Linked DNA regions of Homo sapiens: region 1 is linked to region 2. Evidence: read pairs that join two places in POLR2A ChIA-PET (ENCODE). Cell type or tissue: GM12878. All regions are shown on one strand. Links, peaks and the distances in the headings refer to the core of each region. The heading gives the core; the rest is flanking DNA.

What was found. ChIA-PET counts read pairs that join two places held together with the same protein. Peaks named below come from ENCODE experiments on the same cell type or tissue, not always from the same donor. Only the 100,000 strongest peaks of a DNase experiment are listed, where the experiment ranks them.
Region 1: POLR2A ChIA-PET joins it to region 2 with 8 read pairs; 7 of 35 experiments call an interaction of 5 or more read pairs at or near these places.

What each region holds. Positions count from the first base shown.
Region 1 is chr17:17,894,951-17,900,320 of GRCh38, reverse strand. It overlaps TOM1L2 (target of myb1 like 2 membrane trafficking protein), which reads left to right. Exons shown (of 15, transcript NM_001082968.2): 3 at 1,647-1,725. Among named protein-coding and RNA genes, the nearest start is that of SREBF1, 61 kb to the right of the region's middle. RefSeq lists an enhancer at 2,518-2,567. In GM12878, for the core only: no CTCF peak of the experiment used is centred there; a DNase peak (open chromatin) is centred at 2,670; H3K4me3 peaks cover 751 bases; H3K27ac peaks cover 958 bases.
Region 2 is chr17:17,824,284-17,829,653 of GRCh38, reverse strand. All of the region lies in intron 1 of SREBF1 (sterol regulatory element binding transcription factor 1), which reads left to right. Among named protein-coding and RNA genes, the nearest start is that of SREBF1, 10 kb to the left of the region's middle. RefSeq lists enhancers at 1,064-1,785, 1,786-2,507, 5,144-5,323, 5,334-5,370. In GM12878, for the core only: no CTCF peak of the experiment used is centred there; no DNase peak of the experiment used is centred there; H3K4me3 peaks cover 50 bases; H3K27ac peaks cover 233 bases.

The DNA.
Region 1 (5,370 bases), core at 195-5,194, 71 kb before region 2:
CTTGAACTCCTGACCTCAAGTGATCCACCCATCTCGGCCTCCCAAAGTCCTGGGATTACAGGAATGAGCCATAATGCTGGACACACTTTCTCTTTTTTATTTTTATGGAGATGAAGTTTCACTCTTGTCGCCCAGGCTGGAGTACAATGGCGTGATCTCAGCTCACTGCAACCTCCGTCTCCCAGGTTCAAGCGATTCTCCTGCCTCAGCCTCCCGAGCAGCTAGGATTACAGGCAGCTGCCACCACACCCAGCTAATTTTTGTATATTTCAGTAAAGACGGGGTTTCACCATGTTGGCCAGGCTGGTCTCAAACTCCTGTCCTCAGGTTATCCACCTGCCTTGGTCTCCCAAAGTGCTGGGATTACAGACTGTGAGCCACCATGCCCGGCCCAGTTTCTCTTAAATTAAGCTGATTAGCAGAGCATCAACCCTTTCCCCTCCTCAACTTCCTCATACACATTTGAAGGGGCCTTTTCATTTGGTAGAGTATAAATGTTTTAAAACTGTAGGAATAGGAGATCCCTGACTTAACAAACGTGCAAGCTGGGAAAGACCAGTATATTGACACATAGATTAGTGGAAGGCTGGAACCCATGTGTGATTGCAAAGCGCTGGCCCACAGCCGGACTGAGGGCTCCCCAGAGCATAGGGTGATGGGTCAGGTCAGCACAGGGGCTTTGTGCCAGGGGCAGCTGCTAGGCCCACAGCTTTGTTGAATCCTGAGTTAGAATAAATTAAATTACATGTTAGACACAAGACCTACATGTAATATGTATACTTAGAGGGCTGCCTGGGAATCCTGACTCTAAGGTATAAGAGTAATTAAGGAAGAACTCACTCCAACTTCCAAACAGCTCCACTCCAACTTTTGGACAGAGCCCATTTGTGAACTGAGTACTGTCTATAATTCTGCAAGATTTTATCTGGGAATCCACCTCAGATCTGTCACCTAAAAACACAAAACTTGTTGGGTTTTAAGGAGACTCACTTAAGCTTTCTCTGGGAAAAGGAGTTCCATGGAATTCAGGAAGAGCCGGGCATCCAGGGCTCACAAGGACCTGGCACGCTCTCTTCTGTGTCTCTCATATGGTTTCTCTGGAAAAACTCTCTTCTATGTACCCACACACCAGTGGGTTAGTTAGGGTTTTGAATAAATAATACTTGCATGTGATACAGAATTCAAGAGGTCTGCAAAAAGGCAGTCCAGTGAAAAACCTCCCTCCGCCTTTGGTTCCCTTCCTTAGGGGCAGCCACAGTTACCAGGTTGTTATAGCTCTTTCTAGAGAGTCTCTTCCCTACGCTGGCACCTGTGCTATGTATGTTTGCTTTCCTTCTATAACTCAACTAATAGCAAGCTTTGTACACTGTTATGCAAAGAACTTTATGCACATGTCTTTGAGTTTGGTGTATATTGGTGCATGAGTTTCTTTATTCTTTTTTGCAGCTGCATAGTATTCCATTGTGTCAATGATTTAATTTAACCTGTTGTGTATTGATGGACATTCAGTTTGTTCCCAGTCTTTTACATTTACAAACATGCTGCAGCCAGCAAATAGTCTTGCATATATACTAGTTCACATATCTGTAGGATCGTGTCCTCAAGTGGGATTGTAAGTATCTTTATATGTCTGTTCTTTTTTCCAGGCCAAAGGATGCCATTCGAGCCCTGAAGAAGCGGCTCAACGGGAACCGGAACTACAGAGAGGTGATGCTGGCATTAACAGTGAGTGCTATTCTCCTTGAGGAGAGAAGTCATCTGGGGAACTCCTTGCTCCTGGCCTTGCCCCCCTCACAGGGCCTTCCCTCTGCCCACTTAGCACAACCTCTGAATGGCTTGGTGCCTGGGCCACTGGAGTCCAGCAAAGCCTTCTGGTATTGCCTTTGGGTTTTCCTGTCCTCTGAAACAGGGAGTGGTGAGCTTCAATTTGGTAAATGTATACGAGCAGAAGATAAGGTGTGTGCAGTGCTGTCAGGTACAGAAGCCCAGAGCAGAGGAGCTAAAGGTTTTGGGTGGGTCCCTTTTCTGTCACCAGCCTGCTCTGAGACTGAGACCAACTCCTTCTCTAGATATCAGTTTCCTCTTTGTAAAAATGTTGGCCAGGCGCGGTGACTCACACCTGTAATCCCAGCACTTTGGGAGGCTGAAGCGGGAGGATCTCAAGGTCAGGAGTTCAAGACCAGCCTGGCCAACATAGTGAAACCCAGTCTCTACTAAAAATACAAAAATTAGCCAGGCATGGTGGCAGGTGCCTGTAGTCCCAGCTACTCAGGAGGCTGAGGCAGGAGAATTGCTTGAACCCGGGAGGTGGAGGTTGCCGTGAGCTGAGATCGCACCACTGCACTCCAGCTTGGGCAACAGAGTGAGACTTCGTCTCAAAAAAAAAAAAAAAAAAAAAGTTAACTTCCACCTATTGAGTACCTGCCCCTGCCTGGGACTGTGCTGAACTTTTTGGACATTAATGAATATGTTTACAACCACCCTCCAAAAGAGATTTTACTATCCTCCCCCGTACAGATGATGAAACTGAGGCTCAGAGAGGTCTGGAGGTTTACCCAGCCTTCACAGCTAGTGAGGTGTACTGAGCTGTGGATTGCCATCATAAAGTGGTCTTTTGCATGGGGTAAAAACTGAAAATAGCTACAAAGACTCTTGAAAAAGTCAGCCAAGTGATTTTTTTCAGGAAGGAACAGACCAGATTTTTGCCCTTACCAAAGCTGTCAGAGAATTTAAAAAGACGACTTCAGGTGTTATTTCTGTCTTGAGAACTAACAGTTTTTCAGATGTGGCAAAATCTGGGCCACAGTGAGTTCTTAAAATAGAAACTGTAACAGGTCACCAGGTCAACTTCTCTGGGGCTTTGAAATAGTAGGTTATTTATCCAAAACAACCATGTTTCCTTTTAAAGCAGAGAACCTGTTTGGATTTTTTGCCCAAGCGAAACCCCAAAACTTATTAAGAGAGTTCTGCCAGGGAATTGGGATTTGAATAATAAAGGAGAAAAGACTGGTTGAGAAATAGGGAGTTGAAGCTTTTATTTTATTTTTTCTCAGAATTTGAGCCACAGCATTCACTAAACCAGGAGTGATGCCCAAAACGAGTGGCTTTCAATAACTCATATCACGAGGGAATGAGCTCTAATATATCAGGGAATTTTACTGCTATCTAAAACATCTCCATTTACACACCCAACTTCATGGTAATCGTGTTGGATGGAAATCTTTCTAAAGTGAACTCTGCGTTTACTTGCCTTCCTCTAGCAGGGCATGATGGACACTGTTTGACCTTTCCTTGGGTTAGGTCTTCACTACAAACCCAGCCATGCCTTTGGGAGGCCTGTGAAATGCGCAGGGCTGCCGTCCCTACACTGAGGCCCCATCCTAGCGCGCTTTGCATGGTCTCACGTCTGCTGATAGGGCTTCACTTACTCTCTTAGTCACTTTCAGTCCTCCTGTTTCCTGTGGCCCTCTCCGGACTTCATATCTGTACCCACCAAAATTGTTAATATTTACCCAAAATAAGTTAGTAAGAAGCCCTGAGGGGCTCTCTGCTTGTGTCTTCATTTGTGGACTTAAACATCACTTCTGATTGCTTAGAGGCCCCGTTTACTTTCTCCATGGCTTTTGGCTTCATTCTGGAAAATTACCACTGTATGTTTCATGCCTTTCAACCTATAGGGACAAAACTGCCAGGGTCCTGTTTGGCAGGGTGGCCTAAAGCGGCTCTTGCCAGCCCAGGGAGGACCTCCTAGATCTCCTGCTCAGATAGGCTTTGGGGCTGCTCTGTGGCACATGCATCTCTGTCCAGGGCACTTCCAAGACCAGGCTGGGACACACTGACCTTGAGGACTGCTGTGCAGGAGAAACTAAGCATGTATTCCCTAATGGCGGGCAGTGGTTCCTGCCACTGTTGCTCTGAGAGTGGAGTGGAGCCCCAGGCTGCTCTACTCCTCAGACCTATGCCTGTTTTTCCAATTCTCTTCCCCACTCATAATTGCAGCCTCACCTTTCCCACCTGCTTCTCACAAAATAAAGCATACTTCTTGCCATCTGCCTTGACCCCAACACCCCACTGCCTGAGTTGGGAGGAAGGTTTTAGAGAATCCTAGAGAGAAGGGTGCCTGTAAGGCCCTTGAGAACAGAAAGAACCCCTCTGGTTCATTTCAGTGCCCCCATGGATCACTACAAGAGAGTGAATGCCAATTACCTCACGGTTACCAGAATCAGGCACAAGCAGAGACTCAGAAAGGAAAATGCCTCCTTGGCTTAGTAAAACCTGTGGTCACTCAGAGGCCCTGAGGGTGCTAACCTCCAGAATCTTCCTTGGCAAGCCCAGAGGAACCCGGGGCCTCCTAAGGTGCAGCCAGCAGCAAGGCAAGGAACGATTCTGGCTGGCTGCGGAGCTGCCTGGCATGGGGAGTCCCAGCTTTGGCCTCCTAGGTTAAGTTACATGGTACCTCTGATCCTCAGCTTCCTCATCTCTAAAATGGGATGATTCCCATCTTACAGGGTTATTTCAAGGACCAAAGGGGGGAACAATAAATCTAACACATGTTGCCTGTCATCTGAGGCACTCTTAGCTGATGTGGCTGCTTGGAGGAGAGCTGTGAGGGAGGGATGGCCCTGTGGCCTCAAGGTGGGCGAGGAGACTGGGGCTCCAGAGAAGGCTAATCACAGCTCTTGTGCTCCTTCTGGCACTGACTGACAATTTGTACCTAGATCAATGTCTTCACCTTTCTAAACCTCTTAACTCTAAAACATGGGATATTAAGGTCCACTTAAGGAGAAGTAATTAGTTGTGAGAATTGGATAAAACTCCATATGTTATGGAAGGATCTCTCATAGTGCCTGGCATATAGTCGCATTCAGTCAGTGTTCCAGTTATGGACCTTTCTTTACGGCTATGTTTTGTCCAGGTAAAGCCCACTTGCTTGGACCTAGCCCTGTGGGATGGCTGCAGAAGTTAACCAGTGGTTGGATTAGTTTGGGCAAATGAGAATAATTGAGGTAGTCAGAAATGTTCCCTGTTGCTGGTGACATCGTTTTGAGGAGGCATTCCCCAGTTAGTAGACTGTGGCACTGGGGGCTGTTGGCATGGGAAGGGCCAGGTAATCCTATGGGTTGGTTTACACAGTGCTGGGAAGTTCAGAGCACTCCCAGTTGGCACCTCCGAATTCCAAGAGGCTACATACCTGTCCTATGGGAGGATAAGAGGCCATCCCCTTCGTCGTGTGTACAGCAGCCTTCTGAACAGTAATCACGTAATCATGGTCATCAGTTATTGGGCACCTCCCCTATGCAGGATACTTTGCTATGTGCATTATTTTATGCATGCATGCATGCATGTATGTATGTATGTATGTATGTATGT
Region 2 (5,370 bases), core at 250-5,249:
AAACAAAAAGAACCTGCTGAGGAAGCAGTGTTTCTGGCTGGGGGAGGACGGGCAGAGTGGCCATCTGGCCACAGATGGCGGTTTCTGTGCAAAACACATCAAGGCAGCCTTGGAAATGTGAGTGAAAGCACCTTCAAAGTTCTGGTCACAGCCTTGGGACTAAGCAAAGCCACCAAAAGTACATAAAAGACAATGACCATCACCCAGTGCCGGTGATGCTAGAAGGAAAGGGAATACGTTGTAGGGAAGGTTGTAAAGGGCTTTATCTTTTCCAGACTGGAGCCTGGCAGCTCGAAAACATCTTGCTGCCTTCATATGAGCTTTAAAACAAGCTGCAGAGAAACAACTCAAGAGGGAGAAATATATATATATATGTGTGTGTGTGTGTATGTGTGAGTGTGTGTGTGTGTGTGTATACATATATATATATATATATATATATATATATTTTTTTTTTTTTTTAAGATGGAGTCTCGTTCTGTCACCAGGCTGGAGTGCAGTGGTACAATCTCGGCTCACTGCAACCTCCGCCTCCTGGGTTCAAATGATTCTCCTGCGTCAGCCTCCCAAGCAGCTGGGACTATAGGCACATACCACCACGCCCAGCTAATTTTTGTATTTTTAGTAGAGGCTGGATTTCACCATGTTGGCCAGGATGGTTTTGATCTCCTGACCTCGTGATCTGCCTGCCTTAGCCTCCCAAAGTGTTGGGATTACAGGCGTGAGCCAGTTTGTTTTTAGAGACGGGGTCTTGCTCTGTCACCCAGGCTGGAATACCATGGCACAATCACAGCTCGCTGCAATGTTGAACTCCCGGGTTCAAGGGATCCTCCCACCTCAGCCTCCAGAGTAATGGAGACTACAGGCTCATGCCACCATGCCCAGCTATTTTTAAAACTTTGTAGAGATGGGGCCTTGCTACATTGCCCAGGCTGGTCTTGAACTCCTGGGCTCAAGTGATCTGCCTGCCTTTGCCTCCCAAAGTGCTGTTATTACAGGTGTGAGCCCCTGCGCCTAACCTTAGCACTGCCATTTTGACTGAAAACAGGTGCCCAGCAGCAGGGGCTACTCCCAGAATTGCCACTGCATCAGGCCCGTGGGTTGTTTTCAGCTGCCAGTGATAAGTATGTGCCCTGGGCCACCTCTCGGACAAGGTGTCTGAATTGGTGCCGACCAGCATCACATGTAATTGCCATCTCGCAGGTGCTGCTGAGGGTAATTCCGCACACCTGTAGCTCCGGGAAGAGCCTAGTGGGGAGGAGGAAACGTGGCTCTGAGGTTTATAGGGTCAGACGGTCAGTATGTTGGGAGCTGGCATGTGGAGGGGCACAGACAAGGGAAGAATGGGAGGTGGCATCAGAGCAAGTTTTGATGGAGGAATAGGAATTCACCAGGTGGAAAGGGCATTCCTGGTGGAGGGAACAGCCTGGCCTTCAATAGCTTGTGGTGTTCAGAAAGCAGGCAGGGAAAGGGAGGCCCAGGGAGACACCAGTTAGGGGATGGGGGTGGAGGCAGACGAGGGTGGAGGAAGCCATGGCTGGAGTCTGCACGGCCTCTGACTGGGGTCCCTGCTGTGGTCAGCCCTGTGCTGGGTGAGGCTGGGGTCACAGCTGGTTCAGGCCCTGACAGGAGGGGCCCCCAGCTGAGGCCCAGCCTCTAATTTGGCAGGGCAGGTGGATAGGTCTGGGGGGGTGGTGGTTAGGAAGCCTCCAGGAGGAGGCAGTGCCGGAGCTGAGCCTTAAAGAGCTTCGTGTTGTCCTCTCTGTCTTTGCACTCTGCACACACTCACTGAACTGCGACAAATGAGGATAGCTGGTCAGGGCAGAGGCAGGCCGGAGTTGGGGCTCACTGCTGTCCCCCACAGGCTGGGGCTGAAGGGCAGGCTCTGGGGCCGCAGAATGGGGTTTGTGTACCAGATTCTTCATATGGCAGCTGTGGGACTTTGGGCACGAGGCCTCCGTCTGAGCCTTAGTTTCCTCAAGAGGACCTGCGCCCAGGTGCACCTGGGGCTCCAGCCATGGGTGCGTCCCATTCCGGGAAGAGCTGGCACACACTTGTGCCCCCGGGGCAGCCATGAGTGCACAAAGGGCAGCCTGTGCCACTGCTGGATACACGACCAGCTGAGAACACGAGGACCGCCGACTCCAGTTAGGAGGATCAAGGAAGTGCCTGGTGGGAGCAGAACAGCAGGTGGGGTGCAGCCCAGCTCCCTGGAGGGATGGTGGGCACCCATCCTCACCCTGCTGCCTCCATTAGCAGGCCGAGAGGGTGTGCTCTGGAATCCCATGAGCACCTGTGCCACATCCTCCCCTGTGGCTGACCCTTCTTCACAGTTGGTGCAGCTTTGTGGTCTGTAGTGCAGGGATCAATTGGCAAATCCCTTTCCCACCCATTCCCTGGAGAATTGGGGTCCTTGGCTCAGATGACAGACCAACCTGAGTTGGAATCCCAGCTCCTTGGTGGCCGTCCTGGCCTCCACCCCCTCACTGCCTCCGCTCCTCCTATCCTGCCCACGCCCACTGCAGGGCCTTTGCACACACTGTTTCTTCTGCCCTCCCTTCCGGCCCACTCCCTCATATCATTCAGTCCTCCTTTCAGATGTCACCTCCTAAGATGGGCTGCCCTGACCACCTCATCTATAATGGCCCCAGTGCCTGGCACAGGATTGGCACACAGTAGATATTGTCAGAGATGGATCTGGGTTCTGTGGACAAGGCTGTGGGGGCAGGTGAAGAGCTCCCTCTTCCAGGAGGTTGTTTGGGGTTCAAGGCCTTGTTTGGGTTGTAGGCTTCTGTGCTGGTCAGCGTTGGGCCCTACAAGCGCATGCCATGAGGCCTGCCCAGGATTTCCCTCATGGCCTCACAGAATACATCGGCCAGAGTCATTAAAGGGCGCCTGCATCTGCCTTCAGAGAGAGGTTTGAAGGTAGAACTGGGGAGGGATGCCAGGTGGGGGTTCAGGTTTCCTGTTGGGTCCTGATAGAATCAGGGCAGGAGAGGAAGAAGAAGAGGGAAGAGGAGGAACCCAGGCTTGGGGAGGGGTGGCAGGGCTTCACAAGCCTGGGGAAGGTGAACTAGGGAGCAGTTGGGGCCACCATGGCCCAGAGTCTATGCCTCCTCTTCCTTCCTGTGTTCAGAGTGTGTGTGGGAACCACAAGGGCCTTCTCAGTGTTCATAGGGAAGCCCGGTTCACCCATGGGTGGGCCGCAATTTGGGTGCCACAGTGAGCCCCTAGAGACCAGCTCTCCCAGCTTCCAGGACAGGGACTAGGGGAGGCAAGAGAGGCTCTTCCTTAAATTGTGCACCCAAGGTGCCTCAGCTGCCTTACTCTAGACTGGCCCCGTTAACTCCCCTTAAAAAAAAAAAAAAAAAGACTCAGTCGAATGGTAATGGAGCTCCAACGTGAATACTGCAAGTATCAGGCAACTCACTACCTGACTTTCCAGTTCTAAACCATTCTAATTGCTGTAGAGAGAACTAACCTTTGTTGAGACTGTTGAGTGATGGATGTTTTACACACTTGCTTTCCCAGAATTCCCACCTCTGGAGATCGTAGGTGTGGGAGCTCAGAGGGTGGGGAGTGGACTGTCCCCATCACACAGCAAGGGAGGGGCTAAAGGAAGAGCAGGGCCTGGCATGCAGCCCCAGATAGCCCACTTGGGTGTGTCTCTGAGGGAGGCTGCAGGGCTGGCTCTAGAGTTTCCTTTTTCAGTCTTAACCTGGTGACCAGCTTCCACAGAAATTGGCACGGTGACTCATGCCTGTAATCGCAACACATTGGGAGGCCGAGGTGGGAGGATCACCTGAGGTCAGGAGTTCGAGACCAGCCTGGCCAACGTGGTGAAACCCTGTCTCTACTAAAAATACAAAAATTACATTTCATTACAGGTGTGGTGGCGCACACCTGTAATCCCAGCTACTCAGGAGGCTGAGGCAGGAGAGTCACTTGAACCCGGGAGGTAGAGGTTGCAGTGAGCTGAGATCGTGTCACTGCACTCCAGCCTGGGTGACAGAGCCAGACTCTGTCTCAAAAAAAAAAAAAAAAAAAAAAGAAATTGGCCAGTAGATCAGCCCCAGGGGAGAGTGAGCCAGGGTTTGGCCAGGCCTTGAGTTTCAGAGGCTGGCCATGGCCAGTGGCACCCAGGCCCTTCCCCCTTCCTCGGGGCATCTTAGCTTAGTCTGTGCCCTCTGCCCAAGGGCCAGCCCTCTGTTCCCAGGTCACACCCCCTCCTCTTGGAAGGCCCCCCCCGCCCCACCCCCATCAGAGTCTTTAATGACTCTGCTGCCCCTGGGGCTCAGAGAGCAACCGCCCTCTCCCATCGCGCTTCCTCAGTGGGATGGGAGGGGGTTAGAGCAGGAAGATGAGACAAATAAAGACACAATAAGAGGCAGGAATATGTGGTAAAGCCAAGATGGGTAAGGGGAGGGGACAGGCTTGACTGTTCACAGTGGCCCTGGCCCTGCTGTCTCAGGCTAGTATCTGCTTGTTGGTCTCACCACATTCTAGGCTCAGAAACTGGGGAGCAAAGTAATGAAAGAACCAGGCTGGGAGGCCATGGGGAACTCATGCCTGGAGTTCAGCTCTCAGTGTGCTTTTGGGTCAAGGACGCTTCCCTGTCTTAAGTCACTCATGTCAGAGCCTTTGCCAAGAGCAATGCTGTGTTTTGTTTTGGGGGTGAGGGAACACCCGCGGGCTGAGGGGAGGGTTGGGCCATGCTAGAGAGGCCGTCTGTTGTCCTTGAACCTCCCAAAGCTGGGAAATAAGGGCCTGGGCTGGACGGCGGTGGCGAGGACAGGTTGCGAGAGAGACATGGCTGGGTTTTCTTGCTTAGGGTCCTGAATAGAGAGCAAGGTTGAGGCCGCAGGGACCCCAGCCCCCAATGGACTGCTGAGTCGCTGGGTCTGCCCAGGGTTCAGGCACCCTCTCAGGTTGCAGCCAACTGGGGTGTGGACCAGGCAGAGGCGCTGGCCTGCAGTTTGGGGCAGAGGCAGGCTTTGCTGGTGGTCTACTTGGCTGCAAAATCAACTGGCCAGGCTCTGATCACTTTGTGTGTGTGTGTGTGTGTAACTTTTACCTTTGACAAAAGAGGGAAGACAGGCCCAGGCACCTCCTCAAAAGAACCCTAGAGCCTGTCACCCCTTCCTTACCCATCTTCTGTCCTAGGGACTGCAGCCCTTCCTGGCTTCCCAGGGCCCTACAATGAATAGTGGGTCGGGACTCACTTGGTGACTGCTGGGTTGTGAGGCCTTGAGGGGGAGGGGCAGACTTCACCCATCTGGCAGAGGGACATCGGTGCTGGCAGTCAGGAAACCCTTATTTCCAGGCCTCAGTTTCCCGGAAGTGACCTGTTTTCAGGAGTGGCCTCATCCC